Regions from separate parts of the Homo sapiens genome. Here regions 1 and 2 are each linked to region 3. The links are chromatin contacts, found by Hi-C or POLR2A ChIA-PET in ENCODE. All regions are on one chromosome and are shown on one strand. The core of a region is the stretch at or near the end of the contact, and the rest is flanking DNA. Distances in the headings are between cores, read along the strand shown.

The links. Hi-C counts contacts between places; a loop is a spot of excess contacts on that map. ChIA-PET counts read pairs that join two places held with the same protein, here RNA polymerase II (POLR2A). Pooled maps may share reads with other maps.
Region 1: a pooled map shows a loop between it and region 3 (3-fold over the local background). The contact joins the promoter of TCEAL8 here to the promoter of TCEAL3 in region 3. A Hi-C loop is called at or near these places in 2 of 50 pooled maps.
Region 2: a loop to region 3 is called in a pooled map, with 2.7 times the contacts of the local background. The contact joins the promoter of TMSB15B-AS1 here to the promoter of TCEAL3 in region 3. A Hi-C loop is called at or near these places in 2 of 50 pooled maps. POLR2A ChIA-PET finds 5 or more read pairs at or near these places in 2 of 52 experiments (H1 and OCI-LY7).

The regions. Positions count from the first base shown.
Region 1 is chrX:103,252,885-103,256,794 of GRCh38, reverse strand. It overlaps TCEAL8 (transcription elongation factor A like 8), which reads left to right and starts at 1,640. Exons shown (of 3, transcript NM_153333.3): 1 at 1,640-1,717; 2 at 2,118-2,190; 3 at 2,778-3,800. The coding sequence starts at 2,816. The coding sequence ends at 3,169. RefSeq lists an enhancer at 1,654-1,703.
Region 2 is chrX:103,918,178-103,921,723 of GRCh38, reverse strand. It overlaps TMSB15B-AS1 (TMSB15B antisense RNA 1), which reads left to right and starts at 2,176. Exons shown (of 5, transcript NR_146557.1): 1 at 2,176-2,299; 2 at 2,644-2,892; 3 at 3,264-3,315; 4 at 3,499-3,546. It also overlaps a transcript of TMSB15B not described here. RefSeq lists an enhancer at 2,161-2,250.
Region 3 is chrX:103,605,863-103,609,625 of GRCh38, reverse strand. It overlaps TCEAL3 (transcription elongation factor A like 3), which reads right to left and starts at 1,663. Exons shown (of 3, transcript NM_032926.3): 1 at 1,568-1,663; 2 at 953-1,022; 3 at 1-588. The coding sequence starts at 561. RefSeq lists silencers at 1,339-1,508, 1,539-1,768.

The sequences.
Region 1 (3,910 bases), core at 391-2,890, 350 kb after region 3:
TACACACACACAAAGTCCATTTTGCTGCTGATGATTTTTCTTTTAAAAGATCAGAGTTGTTCCTCACTAAATGGTTACATTTAAAAGAGTGGAAACATTTGGTGATAGGCAATGATTAAATCTTTATAATTTGCTAGTTATATTTATATTAAAAGCTCTCTCTCAAACAATAGAACATTTATCCCTCAAGTGTGGAAGAAATTTGTCATGCTTCAACTATAAATCATTAAGTCCAAAAAATATTTATTTTTTCCAAACCTTCTTTTCTCTTCTCTGGTGGGTGTTCTTGTTGGCTAAGGCATCCTGCTGTGACCACCCTAGACAAAAGACCCCCTCTGTCTTCTTCTGACTCTCCAGCTGGCTCCATTGGCCAGAATGCCACTCCAGGCACCACCATCCTTCCAAGTACCAGTGGATTCTGAGTTGCAGGGATATCAGTTTCCTGTTTAATATTATTTTTTACAGCAATGTTGTTCTCTTTGCTTTCTAATCATAACAATTATGCATGTCAATAGTTCTTTTAATGGGACACAGTGGATGATACCAGACTATCTCAAGAGTGCCATGAATGAAAATGCCATGCAAAGAAGCCTCAAGCCTGATGGTGAGATACAGAGAATTCTCTTTTCTGAGTGTTTCATGAGTGTATGAGTTATTTCCCAACAACGAAATGTTTTCCAAGAAACATACTACTTTGAGTTCCAAAAGAATTTTACTCAGTGGAAAGCAGGCTTTTCTGTGGACTTATCTGATTAACAAGATACTGAATCCTATAGAGGAAATGGGGAGGAAGTCTGTCTGAAGCCTCCAAGTGAAACCTTAGTGGATGCCACCAGTGGTCATCAATGAAAAAGATCAGACATCCAACACTTGATAACTTGAGTTCTGCCAGAAATAGAAAGAGTAGTAGATTACCTATACAAAATTGCTAACAAGAGAAAACTAGGCCTCCTTCCACACATTAATTTGGGAGTCAATTTTTTAAGTGCTGTTTGGTAAGATTTTAAAAAATTCTAACACATCAATATGTTGTGAATATTGTCATTTCATTTCCAGCCATTAGAAAACTTTTCCAAAGTCTTACACATTGATATAACTAATTTGTCCTTCATATTAAGTGTTACATATTGCTTATGAGGCATCCGTTTTCTGATACCATTTTTAAAAGTATGCTGATTGCTGAAAACATAGAACACAACAGAAAACTATTCAAGAGGATTAGTCAAATCCTCCACTTTCAACCTTAGATTCTTTTCCAGCCCCCTCTTCCCGATCTACCACCTTTGCCCATTTCAATGCTGGATAGGATTCCAGGGGAAATGGTGGACTGTAGGGGTCTTGGAGGAGGGGAGGTGGGAGTATTGGGAGCAGAAGAAAGAGATGATTCCTCAAAGAAGGAGAAATGGTCGATTACCCCTAAAAGGCTGATCCTCCTGGTAATCTGAGAAAGGCGAATAAATACTCCAGGGCGAAGATAACAGTTTATTGTCTCCGATTGGCAAATACGAAAAAAGATTGACAGTATCAAGTGGAGGGAACGCAGCGGGCGGGCTGCAGTGTTAATGGGAGGGGTAACTGGGGACTCGAGCTCAGTGATGACGCGACTCTCACGTGACCAGGAGTCGACGTGTGCAGAAGTCCTTATAGTCCAGGGCCTGTTTCCCTGTAGCAGCTCCTTATTGCTGGAGAAGGAGAAAAGTGCCCAAGATCCTTTCAGGTTAGTATAAACGTGGGCGCTGACTTGGAGACCCTGGGGTCGAGGAGGCCGAGAGCAGAAAGCAAGCGGGGCCGGCACTGCTTTCCCCACTTCTGTTCCGCCAAACTCCCATTTTGTGCAGGAAATTTGGGGCTGTTTGGTGGGGGATGGCGGGTGGAGAGAGAGAAGGGTAGCTAATTAAGGGTCCTGAGAGAGAGACATAGAAACTGTTTGGAAGAAACTTGCTTTTCCTACTCCCTGCTTGCAGAAAAACGGTGGGCACGGAGGAGGGCGGGGTTGCCATAAAAGGAGGGCGAGGATGAGGACATGGGAAACTTTACACCAACATGGCCTAGAATCATGAAAGGGACCCGTGATCCAGGTACTAGTCTGCTCACCAAACACTCCCATCTGTCTGCAGGATATTTGGTTTTTTGGGCGCGACACAAATCGAGGTGAGGGAAGAGAGAGGAAAATCCCCTGAATCCCTGCAGGTCAGTTTTTGTAAAGGTGCAATTGCTTCAGGTCTCTTCGGGTGGGGGTGGAAGTGTGAGTGACACCAAAGCACATCCTGGGGTCGCAGCAGCCCCTCCCCATCCGGATTAAGTGCCAGAGGCCGGTGCCGAGCCTGCAGCGGAAATGAGGCGGGGGAGGAGGAGGCTTAAGAGACGCTGAAGGGGGAGGGGAGGCCAGAGACTGGACCAGCCGTCTCAGGTGAGAGGCTGGAGGTTGAGAGGGCCTGGGAAAGTCTGAAGGGCGGGAGTGTTGGAGACCAGAGGCGGGAGAAGGGTTAATTGCTTCCGTACTGCTCCCATTTCAGTATTAGGAGAGGCTTGTAGCAGGGCCTGCTGGGAAGATGGTGGGCAGGAGCAGGAGGAGAAAGATGGAGCTGGAACGAAAGGGGGCGCGAAGGGAGGTGGAGTCAGGGGAGTTCTGAGCCTGAGGATCCAGCTTTCTCTAGTTGGAAAACTTTTGACAATTAGGGTACTGAGTCAAAAAAGGCCAGTCGCTATGGGACCCCATACTCTGACTGCTGGTCTGTTTGCCTGGAATCTAGTAGTTTTGTTTCCTTGTTTTCTAGGATTAATTTATTCAAAAAGGAAATAAAAAATACTCAATATGCAAAAGTCTTGTGAAGAAAATGAGGGAAAACCACAGAACATGCCAAAGGCCGAGGAAGATCGCCCTTTGGAGGATGTACCACAGGAGGCAGAAGGAAATCCTCAACCTTCCGAAGAAGGCGTAAGCCAGGAAGCAGAAGGAAACCCCAGAGGAGGGCCGAATCAGCCTGGCCAGGGATTTAAAGAGGACACACCCGTTAGGCATTTGGACCCTGAAGAAATGATAAGAGGAGTAGATGAGCTTGAAAGGCTTAGGGAAGAGATAAGAAGAGTAAGAAACAAGTTTGTGATGATGCATTGGAAGCAAAGACATTCACGCAGCCGTCCTTATCCTGTGTGCTTTAGGCCTTGAATTCATTTTTGCCTAATATTAAAATCTGGCCCCAGCTTTCTTTCTGTTAGCATTTTCTGATGTATCTTTGACCTCCATTTTACTTTTAATCATCTGATGAAATTTTGTTTTAGGTAATTTCCTTGGTACCAGCATCTCATTGGATTTTGGATTTTGACCCATTTTCCAGGTCTATTTTTCAATTGGAAACTTTCACACATTTGCATGGGAATATGTTCATTCCATGTTGTAAAGTAAAACATAACAGGTTATGGCAAAGCAGCATATTTAATATCAGCTCACATATGTAGGATAAAATTCCAAACTTTGTGTGTGTGCGTGTGTGTATACATACATCCATATAACATATATCACAAACTTAACCAAGCTTATTTCTGTGTGGTGTGAAATTTTATTTGTTTTCTTCTTTTTGTTCTTTTTGCTTATATGTACTTTTTAATGAACACGTGTCTCACACACAAAAAGAATTAAGGATTTTTTTTACAAGTAAGAGTCAAATAATTTGCAACCAGCTTATGAGGGCAATGGGGGCACCTAAACTCTTGATGAAAGAACTTTAAAAAGAAATGTAAACCTCAAATTACCTCTGGATCTCTTAGCCAGAGGAATAAACTGGCAATTATTACAGATACACACGTTTAAGACTCAGTCTTTTCATGGGGAAAATATTTGCTTCACAGGGCTGCAGTGGGGAAGAAATGAGGCAGTAACAGCTGTGCTCAGTGAGATCTTGTTCCCACC
Region 2 (3,546 bases), core at 927-3,426, 310 kb before region 3:
GTTTCAGCTGAAAGCTTTATCTCTAAACCTTCAAGCTTCTAAGGTTTATGTGTTAAAATTACAAAATGTGGTCTCATTAGAGCCATCAGTTGGAACAGACTCACACACATGAGGCCAGAGATAGGATGTCCTGTATCCAATTGGAGCCAGGTTGCAAATACTCCCCCCATCCCTGCACAAAATGTCTCTCGCTTTGTTCCAGTAGTCCAACTCTGGCACCTTTACACAATCCATTTCCTGTCATTATTTTTGTCCGAGCTCTGACACCTATTCTTGGTCTTATGTGATTCCATCCCTACCAAGTCCAGCTGCAAATACCTAATTTGGTGATAAAGCCAATTTAAACACTGAACAAGAGTCTTCTGGGAGGCAAGAGTCAGATGTCACGGGACAGGGGAGCAGAAGCAAAAGTCTGAAGGAAACCTAAGAGCTACTGCCACCATCACCCCTAAGTGTGCGAGGTGAGCAACCTGCCTTCTCCATACATCCACACTTTCCACCTTCCACCACCACTACCCCACTGTTCCATCCACAGGCCACAATCCTGAGATGGAAAGTGCTTCATCTCCAAATCTGTATTGTTTACTCCAAGGAACTCTACATCTTGGGGTTGTAAATAAGAGGGTGGAAATGAGTGAGTGAAGTGCCTTGGCAGGCTGAAGATGAAGCCAACGGCAGTGGAAGGGCTTCAGACTGTTCACTTGCTTCCAAGCATCAGGAGTCAAGAACAGGCCCCACAGGAGCCTCCTAGCCACACTATACATAAAGGAAGTAATACCTGCTCTCTAAGTCAGGGAAAAATGGAGCAGGTTTTCCAGCCACTGCCTTCATGGCCATTCACTTTGGACAGCCCTGCATGCTGTTTCCATGGAGTTGCTCCTTCTCTGGGGCCAGTGATGCCAAATCCAGCAAAGGAGAAGTCCCCTGAAGAGCTCACAGAAGGGCAACCTAGCAACCTGTCCTTGAGCCAGGAAATGAAAGAGCCATATCAGCAACAGAGAGCTGTGGTTTGGGGGTTAGGTTAAATGGGGTTTGATTTCTCACACTTCTTCATCAAGCATGGCTTGAAGAAGGAAGACATTATGACAGACCCATTTGAAAATCTGCAAAGCTGTGGACTCAGAAGAATGTACGGAGTCCAGATTCTTTGCATACAGTTCCAGGAAGGACCGCGGGTAGGAACCTGTGCTCTGGAGTTACATTTCATAACAGATATGCCATGGACAAATACACTGATGACAGGCCCATTTACTTATAACCTTCAGCATCACGTGGTGGTGTTTAGAACAGTGGTTCACGAATCTCTCTACACCTCAGAATCAACTATGGGGCTGTTTAAAACTACAAATCACACTCTTTACCTGTAGTCCTAGTACATCAAAATCCCCCAGGGGTAAGGCCCAGGAATCTGCATTTATAACAAGCTCTCCAAAATGATTCTGAGGCAGCCCACTTTTTACTCACTTTAGTTAATAGTATGAGTTCTGGATTCAGAGATTCGGTCCAAATTTTGGCTTCACCTTGTAATTTCAGACAAATCATTTTACCTCTCTGAGCCTTGCCTCCCTTGGCGTCACAAAGGGCTGTCGAAATTATGTTGCTTTTATAAAAAGGGCAGCTTTTTGTAGTATAAAAAAAAGTATTTTTAAAAAAACGAAGGAAAGAAGAGTGCCAAGAAGAGTTTCCTCTTCTGTACAATGGGCACCATAAAGGTTGCCTTCATCTTCCCTCAGCCCTCTCCCTACTACCTCCTCACCCCCTCCCTCAGCACTATCATCACATTGAGACTGCTGTTGAGATGGTTTGAGACTACCTGTGCAAAAGTGCTCTTCAGACAATGCTGCAGGGCAAACAATTAGCATCTAGAGAGCAACATACAGGTGCTAAGTTGGATGCTGTAACTTCTTTGCTGCGGGATACAGTGCAAGACGCTTAACCTCTCTGTCTTTGGCTCAGTTTCTTCATCTGTGAAATGGAGATAACAGTTCTTGCTCACTAATTCTATGCAGTCCCAAGTTGGTCCTCCCATCCTGGCTTTGGTTTTTCTCCGCTATCCCTTAATCTAACAGAATAGAGGAGTGTTGGCAAGGGGTAGCCTTTGAAGTCAGATATGTTGACTTGGGAGTGAGCTCTTAGCTCTGCACTTCCTAACTGTACCGCCTGGGTGTTTCAGTCCTTTCCTGTTAAGTGGGCACACTGCTACCTCCTTCACAGGGCTGCTGAGAAGAAAGGAGACAGGCGCATCCGCACACAGAAAGCACTCAGTAAATGCTGTTTCCCCCCTTCCCCCTATACAAAGGTAAGGAACTCTCATTGTTCACTTGGTTTCTGTCCCACCTCGTGTTTCAGGCATCCGGTCTCAAAGCCCGGAGCAGAGCCGAGGCGGAAGGGGATGGGGAGAAGGGAAGCGACGGGGTAGCAGCAAACTCACAGATGAAAGGGAAATGGGCCTGGTCCGTGCGTCCGAGCTCCACTTGACGCCGCGCCGGCTCCCGTGCCTGTCGGCCTCAGCCCCCGCCAGCCAGCTCCCGAGTCTTGCTAGCAGTAGCTTCAGGGCCAGAGGCTGCTTGGGTAGGCCGCCTCCTCGCCCCGCTGATTGGCCGCGTCGCGCGGCTTGTCACGCTCTTTTGTCTCAATGGGCAGAGACTGAAAGCAACCGCGGCTGCCCGGAGGTCCGAACTGGAGGGTGGCCGCAGCCGTGACTTCCTTGGGAACCGCGCTGCCTCGACTCGGCTACCTCTCTGCGAAGCACTCGCTAAGCCGGGCAGCCCCGGGGTCGCTTAGCGGCCCAGGAGGCGCCAGCGATCCTGTTCCCCTGCAGAGCTATGGGGACCGGAAGGCGAAACAGAGCTGTCGACGCGGGAGCATACGCTGCCCACCAGTGGAGCGCAGGTAAAGAAAGAGCGCGCGATTTCCCGGCGCGGAGAGGGGTGGGGGAAGCCCCACCAGGACTGGGCGGCGCCCGGCTTGGAGAATCAGTAACTGCGAGGCAGGGGATGGAGCACTCCCATGGCCTGGTTGCGCTGAGAAAGGAGTTGTGGCTCATCTGGATGCTGCCGACTGGGTAGGATTTATGATTTGCCTGGATTGAAGTGGGCGGGGGTGTTGTCGGGCGTCGGGGGCGGGTGTTCGGGGAGGTGGCAAGGGGCGGGAGAAGACGATCGCAAGCTGTCTTGAACCCCTTTTGCATCTCCTCATCTCTTCCTGGGAAGGAATATGGGGGTGGGAGGTCATCCAACTTCTAGTCCCTTTCTCTCCGGCAGGTCATCAAAGCCGAATCCGAATTTGAATTCTGTGCGGCTGATTGCAGAGCTGGTAGGCCGACGGTTTCCCGCAGGAAATGTACGGGGGGCGGGAGTGCAGGAGGCACTTTGGCTTGTGTTCAGAAGATGGGAGAGGGAATTTTCCGCCTGGCGACAGAGGAGGCGGTGGAGGGGAGGTATCAGGTTTTCAGAAGAGGCTGCTCCCAACCCTTCCTTTCCTTCCTTCGCGGCACAGTCTTGAGGCCCTGAGGACTGGGATCTGCGACCCCCAGTGGACAAAAGT
Region 3 (3,763 bases), core at 414-2,913:
TCCACCCCTCACTCCCCTGACACCCCGTTGTCCCCTTGGGGCGAATGGATCCTGTACATCTCTTTGCATCCAATGAAAACCACCCATTTTCTGTTTTTTCCTTAGCTCCTCTTGAGCCCTTGACACATCTCCACATTCTCTCATCATCTCCTCACTGCTCAGATGCCTTTCCTGTAAGTCCTCCTGAGAGTCCTTGGGGGAATCGTCCGTCCCCCTGTCCGTTTTTCTTTTTGCTTTCCGGGGCACATAATCTTCAGCCGGGCGCTTTTCGGCGGCCCGCGGCTGGCTCTCTGGCTTTGCCTGGGAGGCTGGCTTGCCCTCGCCTTGTGGCTTGCCCTCACCTTCGGACCTGCCCTGCTTTTCCTGGCTTCCCTCATCTTCCAGTTGTCCCTCATCACCTGGCTCTCCCTCATCCTCTCTCTTTCCCTCGCATTCTGTCTTCCCCTCCACGTCTGGCTTTTCTTCCTCGTCTGACTTTCCTTCATCATCAGGCTCTACTTCATCTTCTGGCTTTCCCTCGTTTTCCAGGTTTCCTTCATTTTTATTGTAGGGTTTTTCCATGTCGAGATTTCCCCTCCTTTTCCTGTCCTGGGGGATGGGAATGGAGGGAAGAGGAGACAAATAAGAGACATGGGAGACTGAGGGCATGGGGTGGAATGCAGGTCTGGATAGTACTTGCATCTCACCCCTGGTGAGGGTTCCCCTAAGCTGGCAGGGCCCCCAAGAGGGCCTTCTGCCCACCACGTAGCCTGCCACTCCTCCCACACACGTGAGCCAGCCATTCCCTGGCAGTCCCTGCCACCTTCTCTGCACTGGTTCAGCCTGGTAAGGTGTGTGTTCATGTGAGTGGGGGATGGGCAGGGGCCCCAGTTCGGCCCTGGCCGGGCCCTCCACACTCTCAACCCTTATAGGGCCCTGTCCATTGAGCTCCCCCACAACCACCTTCACAGACCTGCAGGGATTCTGGACAGGTTGCTCCTCCTTTTTAGGCCTCGCAGAGCGCTGGGAACAGACGCGCAGACCTGCGGACAGACAGGAGACAGGGGTAGGGGCTGCGCAGTCAGCGGTCTCACAGGGACTCGGTTCCCTTTCCTGAGTCCAGGCCCTGCTTACCCAACGTTTTCCTCCCCTACATCCCCCGCACCCCAGCCGCCATTTCTTTCCAGGCCTCGGGCACCAAACCAGGATGCTTTCCAAACTGCGTTTGTCTCTGTGTCCCCTTCCCCTGGAGGCAACCTGTCCCAGCGCCACCCCGTTTTTGCGGAGGTCAGATGTTTCCATGGGAGCAGATTGTGAGAGGCGGTTATTTCCAGAATATGTCTACGTTTCACTGTTGCACTGCGGGGTTGCCCCCCCGTACTCCATTTCCAGTACTAAAATGGATGGACGGCTCAGTGCAGGGGGTCGTCGAGAAGGCGGGCCAGGCTCCCCCGCCCTTGCCTCCGACCGCTCCGCTTCCCCCTCCTCACCAGTCTCCCGGATCCTTTCTCCGCCCCTCCCTACTCCTACTGCCAGCCACCTCCACCCCTTCCGTGGTTCCGCCGGCAGCGCCCACCTTCACACTGACCTGCCGGGACCCGGGACAGGCCTGTGCCTTCTCCGGCTCGCGGAAGCCCGCTCGCTGCTCCCCCGCTGCCCGGGCAGCTCAGACAGCTGGTTCTGCGCGGGCGCCAGGACCGGACCGCAGGGCGGGCGGGCGGGCGCGGGGGCTGGTGCCCACGTAGGCGCCCGGCGGGTCACGTGAGCGCCGCGTCACCCGAGCTCGGCCCCCCTTGCCTGACCCACCTCACCATCCAACCCCGAAGGACCGGGAGGCTGGGGACGGTCGGGGTCGGGGTGTGTTTGTGTAGCAAAGGGGGGTCACGGAGAAGAGGAGGAGGGGGTGGCTTTCTGACCCCAGGTGCTTTACCTGGCGCATCTCACGGCATCCTCGCAGGGTATCTCTCTCTGATGCCATTATCGCCAGGTGTGACAGCTGATCAAAGAGGGTACCCGACTTTGCCAAGAGCGCTCAGCCCCAGAACTCCAGAGCCCGCTTTCAAGACTGTCTCTGCCTGACTCCAGAGCCCAGGGTGGTGCTGCCTGCCAGGAAGCTGAGCTGCCACCTTGAGTGGCAGTGTTCCTAGGGTTCTGTCCTGGGCCTCCTCTCTCCTCAGTCCTCAAGTTCTGTCTCCCTGTTTGATCTCATTCATTTCCAGTAAAGACCAATGACTTCCAGATTTACATCTCCAGGCTATTCCCTCCCCAGAATCTCAGACCTATTTTTGCATTCCCATCAGAAATATAGGGGAGTGTTTTGTTTCCCAATGCCCTTCCCAACATAACCTATGACATACTTTTAAATGTTCACTGATATGATAGTTGAGAAGTAATATCTCAATGGCATTTTATTTTGCCTTATCTGTGTTTAAGGACAATTTAAATATCTTTCTTTGTGAATTGTCGGTTCATGTCTTTTCCACATTTTTCTAGTGGGTTGTTGGTCCTTCTCACCTCAATTTTCAAGTTTTCTTAATACATTAACTGTTATATATGTTGCAATTTTCTCTCCAGTTTGTCAGTTGCTTTTTGGCTTTGTTTATGGTGTTTTTCTGCCATGCATTAAAAAAAGTAGTCAAATTTATTTAACTTTTATTGCCTCTAGATTTCGATTCATAGTTAAGAAATCTTTTCCTACATAAGGTCCAAGAAGCATTCACCCATGTTTTCTTCTAGTATTCATATGGTTTTCTTTACATTTAGAGTTTATATTTGTGTATGGCATAAAGTATTGATGGATCTTTTGTTTTCTTTTTCCAATCGGTTTCTCAGTTGTTCTGGCATCAGAAAGTCCATCTTTGCTTTAGGGATTTGAGATACCACCTTTATTACATATCAAATATCCATATGTACTTGGAAAACCTTCTGGGCTTTTTATTCTATTTCATTGGTCTGTTTGCTATCCATATACCAGTTGAATTATAGAGGATATATAATTTCATATATCTGGTAGAGCTAGGTCCCCTCAGTAGATTCTCTTTTTTCCAACACATTCTTGTATGTTTGTTTTTCTACATGAACTTCAGCATAAATTTGATTCAGATCCGTTTTAATTAACGATTAGATATATCCACCTGAATGTCCCTGAAGGACCTCAAATGCAATATGTCCCAAGTGATTTTACCATCCTTCCTTGATCTTTTCCACACACAAAACTCCCTCCTCTTCATTTCTCTTATCTTAATAGATGGCTCCAGAACCCACACTGTTGCCCAAGCAAGAAATCTGGGAATCATCCCTCATTCCCTCTTCCTCCCTCCCACCAAGTAATCTTGACCTTCTCTTCTAAATATCTGGATTTTCCCACTTTTCTTCCATCTCCACTCTTGCTACATTTTTTTAGGCAAACAACTCCCCACTCCTGGTCTATGGTGGAAGATCCCTTTCTGGTTTTGCTACCTCAAGTCTTGCTCTCCTTAATATATATCATATTGTCCCACTGCCTTTTTCTGTTTCATCTTCATTACAGTACTTGAAGTAGGTAGGTCACTAATTACCTCTTATATAGAAACCACTCCACAGGCCAGGTTAAAAAGGGCCTTGGTCTTTAGCCTGATTATTTTCAGATCAACTTTTAGCAGTTATTGAAGATCTAAAGTAAATTCTGAATTTTGAAATAATTGAAAAGAAATGTGCCTGTTGGATAATTAGACAGTTAGGATGCCAGATTCCTGGATGGGATGATTCAGTCTTGTAAAGCTGTGAATTTTATCACTCCTGCCCC